Linked DNA regions of Homo sapiens: regions 2 and 3 are each linked to region 1. A link is an interaction called in ENCODE POLR2A ChIA-PET data of the cell type or tissue named here. Cell type or tissue: HCT116. All regions are shown on one strand. Region 1 has its middle 6.6 kb from the start of CA11. Region 2 overlaps ZSWIM9 (zinc finger SWIM-type containing 9). Region 3 overlaps PLEKHA4 (pleckstrin homology domain containing A4).

What was found. ChIA-PET counts read pairs that join two places held together with the same protein. Peaks named below come from ENCODE experiments on the same cell type or tissue, not always from the same donor. Only the 100,000 strongest peaks of a DNase experiment are listed, where the experiment ranks them.
Region 2: POLR2A ChIA-PET joins it to region 1 with 8 read pairs; 2 of 35 experiments call an interaction of 5 or more read pairs at or near these places.
Region 3: POLR2A ChIA-PET joins it to region 1 with 5 read pairs; 13 of 35 experiments call an interaction of 5 or more read pairs at or near these places.

Annotation. Positions count from the first base shown.
Region 1 is chr19:48,650,270-48,655,269 of GRCh38, forward strand. It overlaps the pseudogene SEC1P. Among named protein-coding and RNA genes, the nearest start is that of CA11, 6.6 kb to the left of the region's middle. In HCT116, no CTCF peak of the experiment used is centred here; no DNase peak of the experiment used is centred here; H3K27ac peaks cover 415 bases.
Region 2 is chr19:48,195,908-48,200,907 of GRCh38, forward strand. ZSWIM9 (zinc finger SWIM-type containing 9) reads left to right here. Exons shown (of 4, transcript NM_199341.4): 4 at 1-1,713. The coding sequence ends at 920. Among named protein-coding and RNA genes, the nearest start is that of ZSWIM9, 28 kb to the left of the region's middle. RefSeq lists an enhancer at 607-1,119. In HCT116, no CTCF peak of the experiment used is centred here; no DNase peak of the experiment used is centred here.
Region 3 is chr19:48,857,254-48,862,253 of GRCh38, forward strand. It overlaps PLEKHA4 (pleckstrin homology domain containing A4), which reads right to left. Exons shown (of 20, transcript NM_020904.3): 4 at 4,367-4,439; 5 at 4,148-4,248; 6 at 3,097-3,206; 7 at 2,216-2,431; 8 at 1,607-1,886; 9 at 169-243. Among named protein-coding and RNA genes, the nearest start is that of PLEKHA4, 8.9 kb to the right of the region's middle. RefSeq lists a silencer at 2,277-2,356. In HCT116, no CTCF peak of the experiment used is centred here; a DNase peak (open chromatin) is centred at 2,952.

The DNA.
Region 1 (5,000 bases):
TGTCTCAAAAAAAAAAAAAATACAAAAATTAGCCGAGCATGGTGGCGTGTGCCTGTAATCCCAGCTACTCAGGAGGTTGAGGCAGGAGAATCGCTTGAAGCTGGGAGGCAGAGGTTGCAGTGAGCCAATATCGAGCCATTGCATTCCAGCCTGGGCGACAGAATGAGACCCTGTCTAAAAAAAAAAAAAAAAATCCTTTGCTCTTGAAAGGAAACGTATCACAGAATTTGGGGATTAATTTTCAAACCACCACAGGTGGGGAGAGGAAGAGAGACACAGAGTTGTGGAGAGATGGACCCTTAAAGACTTGGGAGGGGCCGGGTGCAGTGGCTTATATCTGTAATTCCAGTGCTTTGGGAAGCTGAGGCAGGAGGATCACTTGAGCCCAGGAGTTTGAGACCAGCCTGGACAACACAATGAGAACCCATCTCAGCAAAAAAAAAAAAAAAAATTTTTTTTTTTTGAGACAGAGTCTAGCACCATTACCGAGACTGGAGTGCAGTGATGCAATCTCAGCTCACTGCAGCCTCTGCCTCCTGGGTTCAAGCGATTCTCCCGCCTCAGCCTCCCAAGTAGCTAGGATTACAGGAGCCTGCCACCAAGCCTGGCTAATATTTTGTATTTTTAGTAGAGACAGGGTTTCACTATGTTGGCCAGGCTGGTCTCGAACTCCTGACCTCATGATCCTTCTGCCTCGGTCTCCCAAAATGCTGGGATTACAGGTGTGAGCCACCGTGCCTGGCCTCTGCAAAAAATTTTAAAAACCTTGTCAGGCATGGCAGTGCACAGTTGTAGTCCCAGCTACTTGGGAGGCTGAGGTGAAAGGATGACTTGAGCTCAGGAGGTCGAGGCTGCAGTGAGCCAAGATCACAGCATTGTACTCCAGCCTGGGCAACACAGCAAGACACTATCTCCAACAACAACAAAAAAGTTAAGGATCTTGAGACGCAATCATCCTGCATTATCTGGGTAGACTCTAAATCCAATGACAAATGTCCTTATAAGAGAAAAAAAGCCATAGGGAGATTGGGAGAAGGCCGTGTGAAGATCGAGGCAGAGGTTGGAATGAGGCAGCCACAAGCCAAGGAATGCCAGGAGCCACCAGGAGCTGGAAGAGGCATGAAACATTCGCCCCTGGAGTCTGTGGAGGGAGTATGGCCTTGCCAACACCTTCATTTTGGACTTCTGACCCCGAGAGCTGTGAGACAATACATTTCTGTTGTGATAAGCCATCATGTTTGTGGTCATTTTTTGTGACAGCCAGCCTGGGGCTGGGGAGAAATTAAGACATGGAACCTGGCTGGGCGCGATGATTCACACCTGCAATCCCAGCACTTTGGGAGGCTGAGGCAGGCGGACTGCTTGGGCTCAGGAGTTCGAGACCAGCCTGGGCAACATGGCGAAACTCCATCTCTATTTGTATTTAGTAAAATTTAAAAAGAAAGAAAGAAAGAAAGACATGGAGTCCGACAGAGGCAGAGGCAATGAAGGAACTAGAGCTATACAGAAAGTGAAAGGCTGACTGATACTGCAAGAAGAGCAGACTCTACCTAAAATGTAGGGCTTTCCTCCTCCAGGAAGCCTTCCCTGACCGCCCCCCCCCCCCCAGGCTGGGTCAGTGCTTGCTGTGAACATTCACAATGTCCTGTGCTACCTCCATGAGAGCATACATCTTGTTAGAAAGGGACTGTGTCCCCATGTGTTCCACCGGAGGGCCCAAGCCTGACCCGTCTCTGAGTCCCCAGCCTCACTGCACACAGAGCCTGGTGTACGGGGTCCTCAGGAGAGAACTCAGGCATTATTGAATGAAACCATGCTCATGATGTCTTTCCCTGGAGAGTCTGCCAGTTCCCATGTGCCTGGGTGACACTCGGGTTTTCTGCAGTGCCCATGGAGGGCCTTGCCTCCTCCAGGACGTCTTCCCTGAACTGCAAGACATGGCCAGGTGCCTCTTCTAGGCTCCCACAGTGCCCTGCGCTGCCTCCATTGTTGAATATCCTACCAAATCTCATTGTACCAAGGTCTCCCTCCTACCCCACCCTCCCAGACTAGGCAAGTCCCTAGTCCGACTCAGGTCAGGGTGTCAGAATTTTCCAGGGAGACCACAGGAGAATATGTTGAATGAATAAATAAGTGAGTGAATGAAATAAAAACACAGGGACTGTGGCACTGAGAGACAGGTGAGAAAATAATGTTTTTGTATAGGGCTTAAGAGGAAGGCTTTGGCCGGGTGTGGCTCCCGCCTGTAATCCCAGCACTTTGGGAGGCTGAGGTGGGCAGATCACGAGCTCAAGAGATCGAGACCATCCTGGCTAACACAGTGAAACCCCGTCTCTACTAAAAATACAAAAAATTAGCCGGGCATTGTGGCGGGCGCCTGCTGTGGTCCCAGCTACTCAGGAGGCTGAGGCAGGAGAACCTGTGAGGCAGAGCTTGCAGTGAGCCGAGATAGCGCCACTGCACTCCAGCCTGGGTGACAGAGCGAGATTTTGTCTTTAAAAAAAAAAAAAAAAAAAAAAAAAAGAGGAAGGCTTCCTGGTCCTGGTGTGATCTGGTGTGTTAGAACATTTGACTTTCTTTTTTTTTTTTTTTTTTTTTTTTGTGAGGCAGAGTCATTCTGTCACCCAGGCTGGAGCACAGTGGTGGCAGAGTCTCATGATCTCAGCTCACTGTAACCTCCACCTTAGGGTTCAAGCGATTCTCCTGCCTCAGTCTCCCAAGTAGCTGGGATTACAGGGGCCCACCACCACGCCCAGCTAATCTTTGTATTTTTAGTAGAGACGGAGTTTCACCATGTTGGCCAGGCTGGTCGCTGGTCTTGAATTCCTGACCTCAGGTTATCTGCCCACCTTGGCCTCCCAAAGTGCTGGGATTACAGGTGTGAGTCACCGTGCCTGGCCAACATTTAACTTCCTGACTATCTCCATAATCCTAACCAGTGCTCAGGATGCATCTTTTCCCCTCAAGTCCTCCCCACAGCCTCCTTCTCAGCTTCTCCCCCTTCCAGTTTCCCTCCCCTTGCAATCCATGCCCCACAGATCCCAGAGGGTTTTATTTTTATTTTTATTTTTTTTTGAGATGGGGTTTTGCTTTGTCACCCAGGCTGGAATGCAATGGCGTGATCACAGCTCACTGCAACCTCAACTTCCTGGGTTCAAGTGATCCTCTCATCTCAACCTCCCAAGTAGCTGGTACTACAGGTGTGTGCCACCACACCCAGCTATTTTTTAATTTTTCTTTTTAAACTGTATTTACTTATTTATTTATTTATTTAAACAGGGTCTTGCTCTGTCACCCAGGCTGGAGTGCAGTGATGTGATCATAGCTCACTCCCAGGCTCCAGGGATCCTCTTGCCTCAGCCTCCCAAGTAGCTGGGGCCACAGGTGCATATCACACACCCAGCTAATTTCTGTTTTTTTGTTTTGTTTTGTTTTTGTTTTTGTAGAGACAAGGTTTCACCGTATTGCCCACACTAGTAATTTTTTTTTTTTTTTTTTTTGAGACAGGGTTTCGATCTTGTTGCCCAGGCTGGAGTGCAATGGTACGATATCGGCTTGCCGCAACCTCCGCCTTCTGGGTTCAAGCGATTCTCCTGCCTCAGCCTCCCGAGTAGCTGGGATTACAGACATGCGCCACCACACCCGGCTGATTTCGTATTTTTAGTAGAGACAGGATTTCTCCATGTTGGTCAGGCTGGTCTCGAACTCCTGACCTCAGGTGATCCGCCCGCCTTGGCCTTCCAAAGTGCTAGGATTATAGGCGTGAGCCACCGCGCCAGGCCAACACACTAGTCATTTTTTATTTTTTTGTAGCGATAGAGGTCTCACTATGCTGGCTGGGCTGGTCTTGAACTCCTGGCCTCAAGCAGTCCTCCCACCTTGGCCTCCCAAAGTGCTGGGATTACAGGCGAGAGCCACCCTGAGTGGTTGTGTTACATTCAGAGTGGACCCTGCCTCTCCCACGGCTCCCCTGCACCTCTGGACAGAGTCCCCCTCCTCAGCCTTTCTTGTCGTGACCAGATTCTTCTAATGTCCTTGAAGATCCACCTGTGAGAGAAGTTTTCTGACCTGTAGGCTGGGTTTGGGGTACTCTCTGGGCTCCCCCAGTGAGCTGAGCCACCTCAATGATGATGATGATTGCCCGTATCACTCTGTTTTAACACGGTTTGTCTCTCACACAAAGCTGATTCTGCCCCTCCCCTGCTCACAGACCTCCCATGGCTCCTCAGTGCCCTGGGGGAAAAAAACCCAGGTCCTCAGCCTGGTCTGAGAGAACCCACATGCCCTGGCCACCCCCAGTCCCCAGCCTCATCTCTTCTCTCACCACAGAGACCTCCTGCCCTGGGATCTTTGCCAAACTGTTTCCTCTAACTGGGCTCCCTTTCTCCCTTCTCTGCTGGGCAAATTCCTACTCAGACTTCTGCACACTTCAGGAGTCCCCTCCTCCAAGAAGCCATCTGGCAATGCCACGAGGTGGGCAGGGGCCTCCTCAGAGCTCTGGAAGCCACCTGTGCTGCCTCCATTATAGCGCAAAGACAGACTGGGCTCGGTGCCCAGAGGGGGAGGGAACGACCAGGCCGGAGGTGGGTCCCAGATGTGGATTTCATGCCTATTCGTCTCGGGTGCTGGGAACAAAGTTTGGGTCATGAGGAACATATGGGGCCTGCTCTGCACCATGCTTTCATCTCCTATCTCCCCAGCCCCTGAGTGGGAGGCGGCAGCGCCAGGCCTCTACAGGCCTGGGTGGTTCCCACAGCCCCTCTTGGCCTCCTCACTGCTATCTCTTTGCCTTCAACTCCCACTGCCCCTGGGAGCCTAGAAAAATCCTCCTTGATCTATACTCTCGCCTTCTGGGTTCCAGTCTCCTGGAGGAGGTGTGGACTGTGGACTCTGGGTGTTTAAATTTTATATATATATATATATATATATAGAGAGAGAGAGAGAGAGAGAGAGAGAAAGAAAGAAAGAGAGAGAGAGAGAGAGACAAGAGTCTTGCTCTG
Region 2 (5,000 bases), 450 kb before region 1:
ACTATGAGAGGGTCAGGAGTCTTGAAGGAAGCCCCTGGAGGGGGGCGCAGCTGCACGATGAAAGGGCAGGGGGACTGAGAACTGCAGAATGGAAGGGGCCACAGTCAGAAGTAGAGAAGGGGAGGGGGCTGGAGGTCAGAAACTTGAGGGGGATCCCCTTGGAGAAGTCCCTGGAGTTGGCCCCTGAGAACGGAGACCAAAGGGGACCCCAGTGGGAAGATGAGAGGAGGAGAGGGCCAGAGATTGCAGAGGAGAGGGGAGCGAGGGTGGGGGTCAAAAGAAGAAGGGGCCTGGAGGATATAGTTCTGGTCCAGCTGGGAGACACGAGGGTCACAGGCATGGAGAATGGAGATGGAGGGGGAGCCCGGTCCGTGGGCCCCAAGAGCCGAGCCGGACGAGGGATGGAGTGGGGAGACGCAGGAGGGCGGTGTCTAGGGCTGGGGAATGGAGTCGTGTCTGGCACCCCGGTGGGGACTGTATTGGAAGGCAGCCCAGAATGGGCAGCGGCGAGGAGTGAACACCTGGCTGCAGGTGACGGCCTGCAGGAAGGAGGCGAAGATGGCCCCAGGGAACCAAAGAGGCTTTGCCGACCCCCGGGAGAGGAGGAGGTGGACTGGGAACCCCTGGCCAAATTCCGAGCAGCCTGCGGGCCAGAGCTGGCAGACCTGGTGGCTGAGGAGTTGGCCTTTGCTAGGCAGCATGGGACCCGGGGTTTCCACTGGACCGGAGCTGGCTTTGCCCTTAAGGACGGCACCTCGGACTTCTTCCTGGATGGGGCCCTGACACGCTGCAGCTGCTCAATTCACGCCGCCCGCCGTCTGCCCTGCAGACACCTCTTTGCAGCGCGCCTCCTCACTGGGGCTGCCTTATTCCACATGGACCTGCTCAGGGATTGCTGGGGGAGAGCCCCAGAGCCCTGACCCTTCATGCCTCTGCCCACCACCCTCCACCAGGAGGGTCGGAGGGCATTCTTCGATCCCAAAGATAATAGGGCTGAGGCCAAGGAGACCGTTGCAGTCCCCCTGGCCACCTTCTGGGTCATCCAGGGACCTCCTCATGGCAGTTTGCCTCTCTGGGTCCAAGGGCAAGCTGTAAGTGGTCTCTGAGGTCCTGGAGCCACAGCTTGGGAAGGTGTTGATGGGCAGGGTGGATTCTGAGGGCTTCCCTCTGGAGAGGAAGCATGTGATGAGAGGTGTAGACAGGGTCAGGCTGGGACAGAAGGAAGGAAAGGGGCAGAGCTGGGGGGAGGGGGAGGAAGCGATCATATGGGGAGTGTCTGGCAAGAGTAGACTGGCCAGTCTAGGGAGTGCAGCGGGGAGAGGGGAAAGGGAGAAAGTACAGAAGACAGATGAAGGAGAGGAGGTAAGCGAGAAAAAATGGAAAGGGGAGCCGGAAATGGAGGAGAGAGGACAAGCAAAGAGACAGAAATGAAGACATGAGGAAAAGCTGGGGGAAGCAGGAGAGGAAGGGACGGGATGTAGGAGGGGGAAGAAAAATCGGAGATGAGACAAAAGAAATGTGTGGGAGACGGGTAGAGACGAAATGCAAGGGGCGTGGTTTTGGTTTTTCTCCAAGACCTGGAGACATCGACCCCCATCGCCTTCTGAAGAGAGAGGGAGGGCGGGCACTGGGGGTCAGGAGAGTCTCCAGCAGGGGAGGGGAATTGTTTGGACTATTGTTCTTCAGGATTGGAATAAAACAATCTTATTTTGGTTTCCGTGATGAGTTCTTGGCTTCTGGGGTTGGTTGGGAGTCCCAGATCCAGGGAACAGTTGAGATGGTCCAGCGTTCCTTCATTCTTTCTACCGACAAGGCCTCCTGGGGCCAGATGGATAGAGGAGCCACAATGAATTCATCTCCATAGCAACTCAAGCTTCCTCCTCCATCATCTGGACCAGTGCGTCCCAGTGGCAACTTCTTGACATGAGTCGATTCTACCTTCAAATGACTGACTCATGCCAAATGTCCTGGCCACAGAATGGGCCTGTGACCCAGTCCTGGTCAACGAGTCTGCTCAGGTTGAGGTGGGAGGCTTTTTTATTTTTATATTTTTGTAGAAACAGGGTCTTGCTATGTTACTCAGGCTGGTCTTGGACTCCTCGGCTTAAGCAATCCTCCTGCCACAGCCTCCCAAAGTGCTGGGATTACAGGTGTGAGCCACTGTGCTCAGAACTAGGAAGCTTTTTTTTTTTTTTTTTTGAGTCTTGCTCTGTTACCCAGGCTGGAATGCAATGGCACGTTCCCGGCTCACTGCAACCTCCACCTCCCAGGTTCAAGTGATTTTCATACCTCAGTCACCTGAGTAGCTGGGATTACAGGTGTGCGCCATCACACCTGGCAAATTTTTGTATTTTTAGTAGAGACGGGGTTTCACCATGTTGGCCAGGCTGGTCTCAAACTCCTGACCTCAGGTGACCTGCTCGCCTCAGCCTCCTAAAGTGCTGGGATCACAAGCGTAAGCCACTGCGCCCGGCCTAGGAGGCTTCTAATAAAGATTCTATCACTCCTAAGAAGGCCTAGAGACATGATCAGGCCTAGACCTGCTGATGATTACCTTGGTATGGTGTGATAATGAAGTCCACACTGAGGATGACAGAGCTGAGATGAAGAAAATCTGGATCTTTGCTTGGCTCAGTTGAGTCTCTCGAGTCTGCTCTACCATGGGGCTTCTTAAGTAAAATATATCCTTTTTTGTTAGAGACAGTGTCTCGCTCTGGCCCAGGCTGGAGTGCAGTGGTGCAAACATAGCTCACTGCAGCCTTCCAGCTCTTGGGCCCAAGGGATCCTCCAGCTCAGCCTCCTGAGTAGCTAGGACTATAGGCTCGTGCTACCACCTAGCTAATTTCTTTTTCTTTTCTTTTCTTTTCTTTTTTTTAACTTTTTGTAAAGATGAGGTCTCTTGCTACGTTACTTGGGCTGTTCTCAAACTCCTGGCCTCAAGCGATGCCCCTGCTTCAGCCTCCCAAAGTGCTAGAATTACAGATGTGGGCCATTGCACCTGGCCAATCAAAGATACCCTAATGATTTAGGGAAGTTTGAGTTGGGGTTTCTGTTGTCGCAACTGATGAAGGGGATTTAATTCTATTATAGGTGACAAAGTCCAGGTTGAAGTAGCTCAGCATTTTTCAAACTTTAGCGTGGACGTGAGTCACGTGGGCACCTTCTTAAAATACAGAGTCTGACTCAGTAGGTCTAAGATAGGGCCCAACATTCTAGCAAGCTCTCCGATGATGTGGCTGTGCTGGGTTGTGGAGCACACTTTGAGTAGCAATGAAGGAACTTGAGATAAAAGACAATTCAGGCCGGGTGTGGTGGCTCACACCTGTAATTCCAGCACTTTGGGAGGCTGAGGTAGGTGGATCACTTAAGGCCAGGAGTTCAAGACCAGCCTGGCCAGCAAGGCAAAATCCTGTCTCTACTAAAAATACAAAAATTAGCCAGATGTGGTGGCGGGTGCCTGTAGTCCCAGCTACTTGGGAGGCTGAAGCATGAGAATTGCTTGAACCCAAGAGGCGCAGGTTGCAGTGAGCCAAGATCGTGCCACTGCACTCCAGCCTGGGTGACAGAGCGAGACTCTGTCAAAAAAAAAAAAAAAGAAAAAAAATGATTCAGTGGTTCAAGTCATGCGAAGTCAAAGGCTTTGATGGCAGCTGACTGCAGGGGCTCAAACAATGTCAGGTTTCCCCTCTCTCGCCTGCTTTTCGTGCGATGGATTTCTTCAAAAGACAGCTCTCTCCTGAGAAAGGGGGGGACTAGAAGTTCCCATATCACACCCTCCTATCTTGATCCAAAAATACCATTCTATCAGCATTCGTATATTAAGTCTCAAGGAAGCAGCAGGTTGGATTTATGGAGGTTATCAGTTATCCATGGCTACATAAATGCTGTGTTAACAACTATAAAACTTCCTAAGTATATAACAATAAACATGTATTTGGAATCAACCTAAATGCCCATCAATAATCATAAGCTAGATAAAGAAAATATGGTACATATACACCATGGAATACTATAGAGCCATTAAACAACTAGATCATGTTCTTTGCAGGGACATGGATGGAGCTGGAGGTCATTATCCTTAATGAACTAACACAGGAACAGAAAACCAAATACTGCATGCTCTCACTTATAAGTGGGAGCTAAATGATGAGAAGAAATGACACAGAGAGAGGGGCAACACACATGGAGACCTACTAGGGGGTGGAGGATGGGAGGAGGGAGAGGATCGGGAAAAATAACTAATGGGTACTAGGCTTAATACCTGGGTGACAAAATAATCTGTACAACAAACCCCCATGATAAAAGTTTACCTATACAACAAACCTGCACATGTACCCCTGACTTTAAAAGTTAAAACAATAATAAAAATGAACACGTATTGCTTATGAGTCTTGGGTCACCTGAGGGGTTGGCTAGACCCTTGCTTTTCAGTGTGGTGCATGCAACAGTGTCATGAACATTCCCTAGGAGCTTGTTAGAAATGCAGATTCTCGGCTGGGCACGGTGGCTCACACCTGTAATCCCAGCACTTTGGGAGGCTGAGGTGGGCGGATCACCTGAGGTCAGGAGATCGAGACCATGCTGGCCAACATGGTGAAACCCTGCCTCTACTAAAAATACAAAAATTAGCTGGGCGTGGTGGCGCACCTGTAGTCCCAGCTACTCGGGAGGCTGAGGCAGGAGAATCTCTTGAACCCAGGAGGCGGAGGTTGCAGTGAGCCGAGATCGCTCCACTGCACTCCAGCCTGTGCGACAAAGTAAAACTCCATCTCAAGAAAAAGAAAGAAAGAAAAAAGAAAGAAATGCAGATTCTCAAACCCATTCCAAAACTACAGAATCAGAATCTCATTCTAACAAGATCCTAGTATGCATGTTATACTTTGAAAAGCAAAGCAACTGATCATAAACCTACAATTATCGGAAATAGGCTTATTTAAAAAAAATGAAAGCAGCTAATCTTGATAAAGTAGCTGATCTTCGTTGGGCTTGCCCACATATCG
Region 3 (5,000 bases), 210 kb after region 1:
TTTCGGCCATGCGCTTTGTTACAGCCACCACATGAATCTAATACCTACCCAGGGTCTTTGAAATATCTACAGTTCTCTAGGCACCCTAGGCCAAGAGATGACATTCCTCATAGAGAAGAAAGGAAGGGAGGGGGCTCCGGTAGATTTAGGGTACTCCAGGATACCTACCAATAAAACCATGGAGGCCCGGGTCCCAGGGGGCCGCGGGGGGAGCTGGAGATAAGTGGGGGAGCCAGAGTGTGCCTGGGAGGAACGTTGAAATGGAGATGTTTAGAAACTGGCATGTCTGGGAGACTTTTCATTTTGTTCTGTACTAAGAAAAATTCTTCTGCCTTGGGATCCTGTTGATCTATGACCTTACCCCCAACCCTGTGCTCTCTGAAACATGTGCTGTGTCCACTCAGGGTTAAATGGATTAAGGGCAGTGCAAGATGTGCTTTGTTAAACAGATGCTTGAAGGCAGCATGCTCGTTAAGAGTCATCACCACTCCCTAATCTCAAGTACCCAGGGACACAAACACTGCGGAAGGCCGCAGGGTCCTCTGCCTAGGAAAACCAGAGACCTTTGTTCACTTGTTTATCTGCTGACCTTCCCTCCACTATTGTCCTATGACCCTGCCAAATCCCCCTCTGCGAGAAACACCCAAGAATGATCAATAAAAAAATAATAATAATAATTAAAAAAAAAAAGAAACTGGCATGTCTTAGTGACAAATAGTAGAGTGGGCATGTCCATAATTGAAGTGCTTTAGGAGATATTTTGAGGTTCAGAACTGGGCCCTCTCAACTTCCTCAACTACCTGCTCTCCAGCTGTGTGCCACTGTGGGGACACAGAGGGTGATAATAAATGCACCAGCCTGGCAAAACAGCCCCACAAGATGATGGAATTTGCTACTCTCATTCTCAGACTTGCAGTCAGCTGTGGATATTCTGAGCTACCGTCCCATGATGCTCAGACAAAACAGCAGGCAACCAACTTGCAAGGTGAACTGGGGACACAAGGGAGATGCAAACCTCTCACCGCACTGTCTTGGCACAGAGTATCCAGGACTACAATCCCCATGATGCTTAAAGAGCAATGGCTGGGCCAGGCGCGGTGGCTCACGCCTGTAATCCCAGCACTTTGGGAGGCTGAGATGGGCAGATCACCTGTCAGCTGGTCAGGAGTTCGAGACCAGCTTGGTCAACATGGTGAAACCTCATCTCTACCAAAAATATAAAAATCAGCCGGACGTGGTGGCAGGTGCCTGTAATCCTAGCTACTCGGGAGGCTGAGGCAGGAGAATCGCTTGAACCCGGGAGACAGAGGTTGTAGTGAGCCGAGATCGTGCCACTGCCCTCTAACCTTGGCGACAGAGCAAGACCTCAGTCTCAAAAAAAAAAAAAAAAAGCAATGGCCGAAGACCAGCCTAGAAAGACAGCCCAGACACCTGAGAGGAGCTGGACACCTGATAGGTTCAAGCTCTCTCTCACCTGAGCCCAGCTGAGATCATTATGGACTACAATACCCATGACACCCAGGGAGCAATGGCCTTGAGAATACGGAAAGACAGCCCTGAGGCCTGATGGGAAACGTAGTCCCCTCCTTCTCACCTCTCTGCTCACCTGTGTTCTGGGCTCCTGACTCCAGTGCTGGGGACTCCTGGGGGGCTTTCCTCCCCCAGCCTCAGAGGGAGGTCCTCGGCGGGGAGTAGGGGGTCGGGAGAGGGTCTGGCGTTGGGGGCCCCAATCCAGAGGAGGTCGGACATCAATGCGACTCAACGGGGTGTGAGGTCGGGCAGGGGGTGCTGTGTCTCCTGAGGGGGCAGGGGGTCGCCGCGCAGGGGCAGAACGGGGACGGGGGAGGCTCAGAGGCGAGGGAGGGCGAGAGAGGGGGGTGAACAGGCTGTGGGAAGGAGAGAATCGGGGAACTGAGTCAACTAGAGCCCTCTCCATCCACCTCCTTACCCATCAAGTCAGCCTCAAGGACATGTCTCACTTCACTGTGTCTTACTGTCCCACTGGGTTAGAATCCTCCTCTACTGTCCAAATCCTCAGTAATGTCCGCTTTGTGGCATCTTCCCCTCCAGTCTTCTCCCCGACAGGCTGTGACCCCCACGGGAGCCCCAGCAAGTCACACACACTCAAGCAGAAAGCGCTAAGGCCCGCCCCCAACCAGTTTCCGGCCCTGCCCTTCTCTTAGGCCACGCCCACAACCATGTCCTCCCTACTCACTCGGGGCTCCTCGCCCTCCGCATCTGGAGTCCAGAGTGGAGGTCGGTTGTGGGGCTGGGAGTGAGCAGCCTGGGTCTACCACGACCTCTGGAGAGTCGAGTCACTTCCGGTGATTCTGAGATGCGCCCCTCTTCCCCTCTGCTCACCTCCGGGGGACCACCGGGGCCGCCGGGGCCCTCCCCGGGCTGGGGTCGTGCAGGTGACCTGGGTTGCCCACTAGCGAGTGGACATAGACAAGATATCACTCCTTCGAACTTCATAACAGCCCTATTCTCTTGTCACAGGTGAGAACACAAGGATGCACCCAAAAAAGGAAAGTTGTGCACTATAAATCATCGTCCCCCTTCTTCAGAAGGGGAAACTGAGGCCTCCAATGTGAAACTGACCTGTGCGCCAGGCCACAACGTCTATCCAGGTTGCTGGACCCAATGCCCCGGAATATGGGATAGACTCAGCCAGGTAGTCCAGTTTCCAGCCTGATAATTGGCGCAGGCCATGTCAGAGCCTAAGAGATAGTCTGACATTTTTTTAAAATCTGATACTATCTTTTACCTGGCATTGTTTAGGTGGCAGCTCAGGGGACTTCAGAAGGAGCCAATCAGAGAGTGTGCAATATTGATCATTCCTGGAGCAGAGCTGAGTGCGTGACTGAAGGGTCAGCTTGGGGGCGGGGACGGACAAGGTGGTGGGCGGAACTTAAGGGAGAAAGACTTTTGCTGATTGGAAAAGTTCCCTGGAGGTGGGGCCTAGAAGACGAGGCGCCTTAGCTAGAAGACTGGTGATTGGACACTCAAGGGGGCAGGGCCCCAAAGGGGAGGAGTTGGGATGACGAGACTGACTCAGGGTGGAGGGTCAGGAGCATGGCTTGGACCTCTACTCACTAGTCGTCCCCCTCCGCACGGGAGGCCCGGCCCAGCGCCCGTAGCCAGCCCCGCAGGTCTTCTAAGGTGTCAGCGGCCAAAACGTAGGTCCTCATGCCCGGGTGCTCTGCCTGCGGGAAGAGAAGGCTTGGAATCCGGACTCCCGGGCCTTGTAAAAAGGAGGACAGGCCGGACCGGTGACTCATTCCAGTAAACCCAGTGCTTTGGGAGGCCGATGCGGGAGGATGGCTTGAGACCAGCCTAGGCAACATAATGAGACACCCCCCTCCACCTCCTTCCGCCCCCGTCTCTACAAAAAAATCAAAAAATTAGCCGGACGTGGTGGAGCGCACCTGTAGTCCCAGCTACCGGGGAGACTGAGGCAGGAAGACTGCACTTTGCGTCGCTGCACGCCAGCCTGGGTGACAGAGCAAGACCGTCAAGAAAGAAAGGAAAGAGGGAAAGAGGGAAGGGAAGGGAGAGAAAGAAAGAGAGAAAGAGAAAGAAAGAAAGAGAGAGAGAGAAAAAAAAAGGAAAGGAAAGGAAAAAGGAAAGGAAAGGAAAGGAAAATGGAAAGGAAAGGAAAGGAAAGGACTGGACAGACGCGGTGGCTCATGCCTGTAATCCCAGCACTTTGGGAGGCTGAGGTAGGCGGATCACCTGAGGCCAGGAGTTTGAGACCAGCCTGGCCAACATGGCGAAACCCCATCTCTACTAAAAATACAAAAAATTAGCCAGGCGTGGTGGCGTGCGCCTGTAATCCCAGCTACTCCAGAGGCTGAGGCAGGAGAATCCGTTGAACCCAGGAGGCGGAGGTTGCAGTGAGCCGAGATCGCACCACTGCACTCCAGCCTGGGTGACAGAGAGAGACTCTGTCTCAAAAAACAACAAAACAAAAAAACAAACCAAAACAAAACAAAACGAGGATGCAATTGACGCTTGTCAAGACCTTTTATCTCCAGTAATGGATATTCCAGTGCTTGTTAGGACTTGGAGTTTCCTCGACAGATATCTACCCGCCCTCATCTCCAGTTCCCATCGCCTGGTGCACAACATGGATGGATGGACTCACGGTGAAGGTGAAGCGCCGCCCTCGGGGGGCTCCCGGCCCATCTGGTCTAATATTGTAGCTGGGGAGCAGGACGCTGCCTAGGACACTCTCCTCGCGGCTGTCTGCAAAGAGGGGCTGGGGTCAAGGATCACACAGGGATCAGAAGGCCAAGATGCTAGAGAGAAGGGCAGACTGGGCGGGGGGGCCCTCCCACCCCAAGCCAGCCAGCCAGCCACTGACCCTTGTAATAAAAGAGGCAATGGCCGGAGAGGACGAACCAGCGGCGTTTCCAGAGACGGAGCCCCGAGCTGTCCTGGGGAGAGAGATGGGAGGAGGGGCCTGAGTAAAGGGAAACAGAAAAAGGGGATGAAGGCAGTGACGATGGGGACAGAGAGCCAGAGAGAGAAAGAAACTTGGAGAGAGGAGAACAGAGACATAAAGTAGGGATCAAGAGAGTGGGGTGAGGCCGAGCACAATGGCTCACGCCTGTAATCCCAGCACTTAGAGAGGCCAAGGCAGGTGGATCACTCAATTCCAGGAGTTTGAGACCAGCTTGGGTAACATGGCGAAACCCCATCTCTACTACTAAAAAAAAAAATTAGCCAGGTGTGGTGGCGCGTGCCTGTAGCCCCAGCTACTCCGGAGGCTGAGGAGGGAGGATCACTTGAGCCTGGGAGTGGGGTGGAGGCACAGGAGAAAGACCCAGAGAGACAGAAGAGACAGAGACACATGTTTGGGGCAATGGAGTGGATAAGAAGGAGAGCTGGAAGCCCTCTGAACATGATAGAATAGAATAGTAGCCCTACTTCTTTTCTTTTCTCTCTCTTTTTTTTTTTTTTTTGACAGAGTCTTGCTCTGTAGCTTAAGCTGGAGA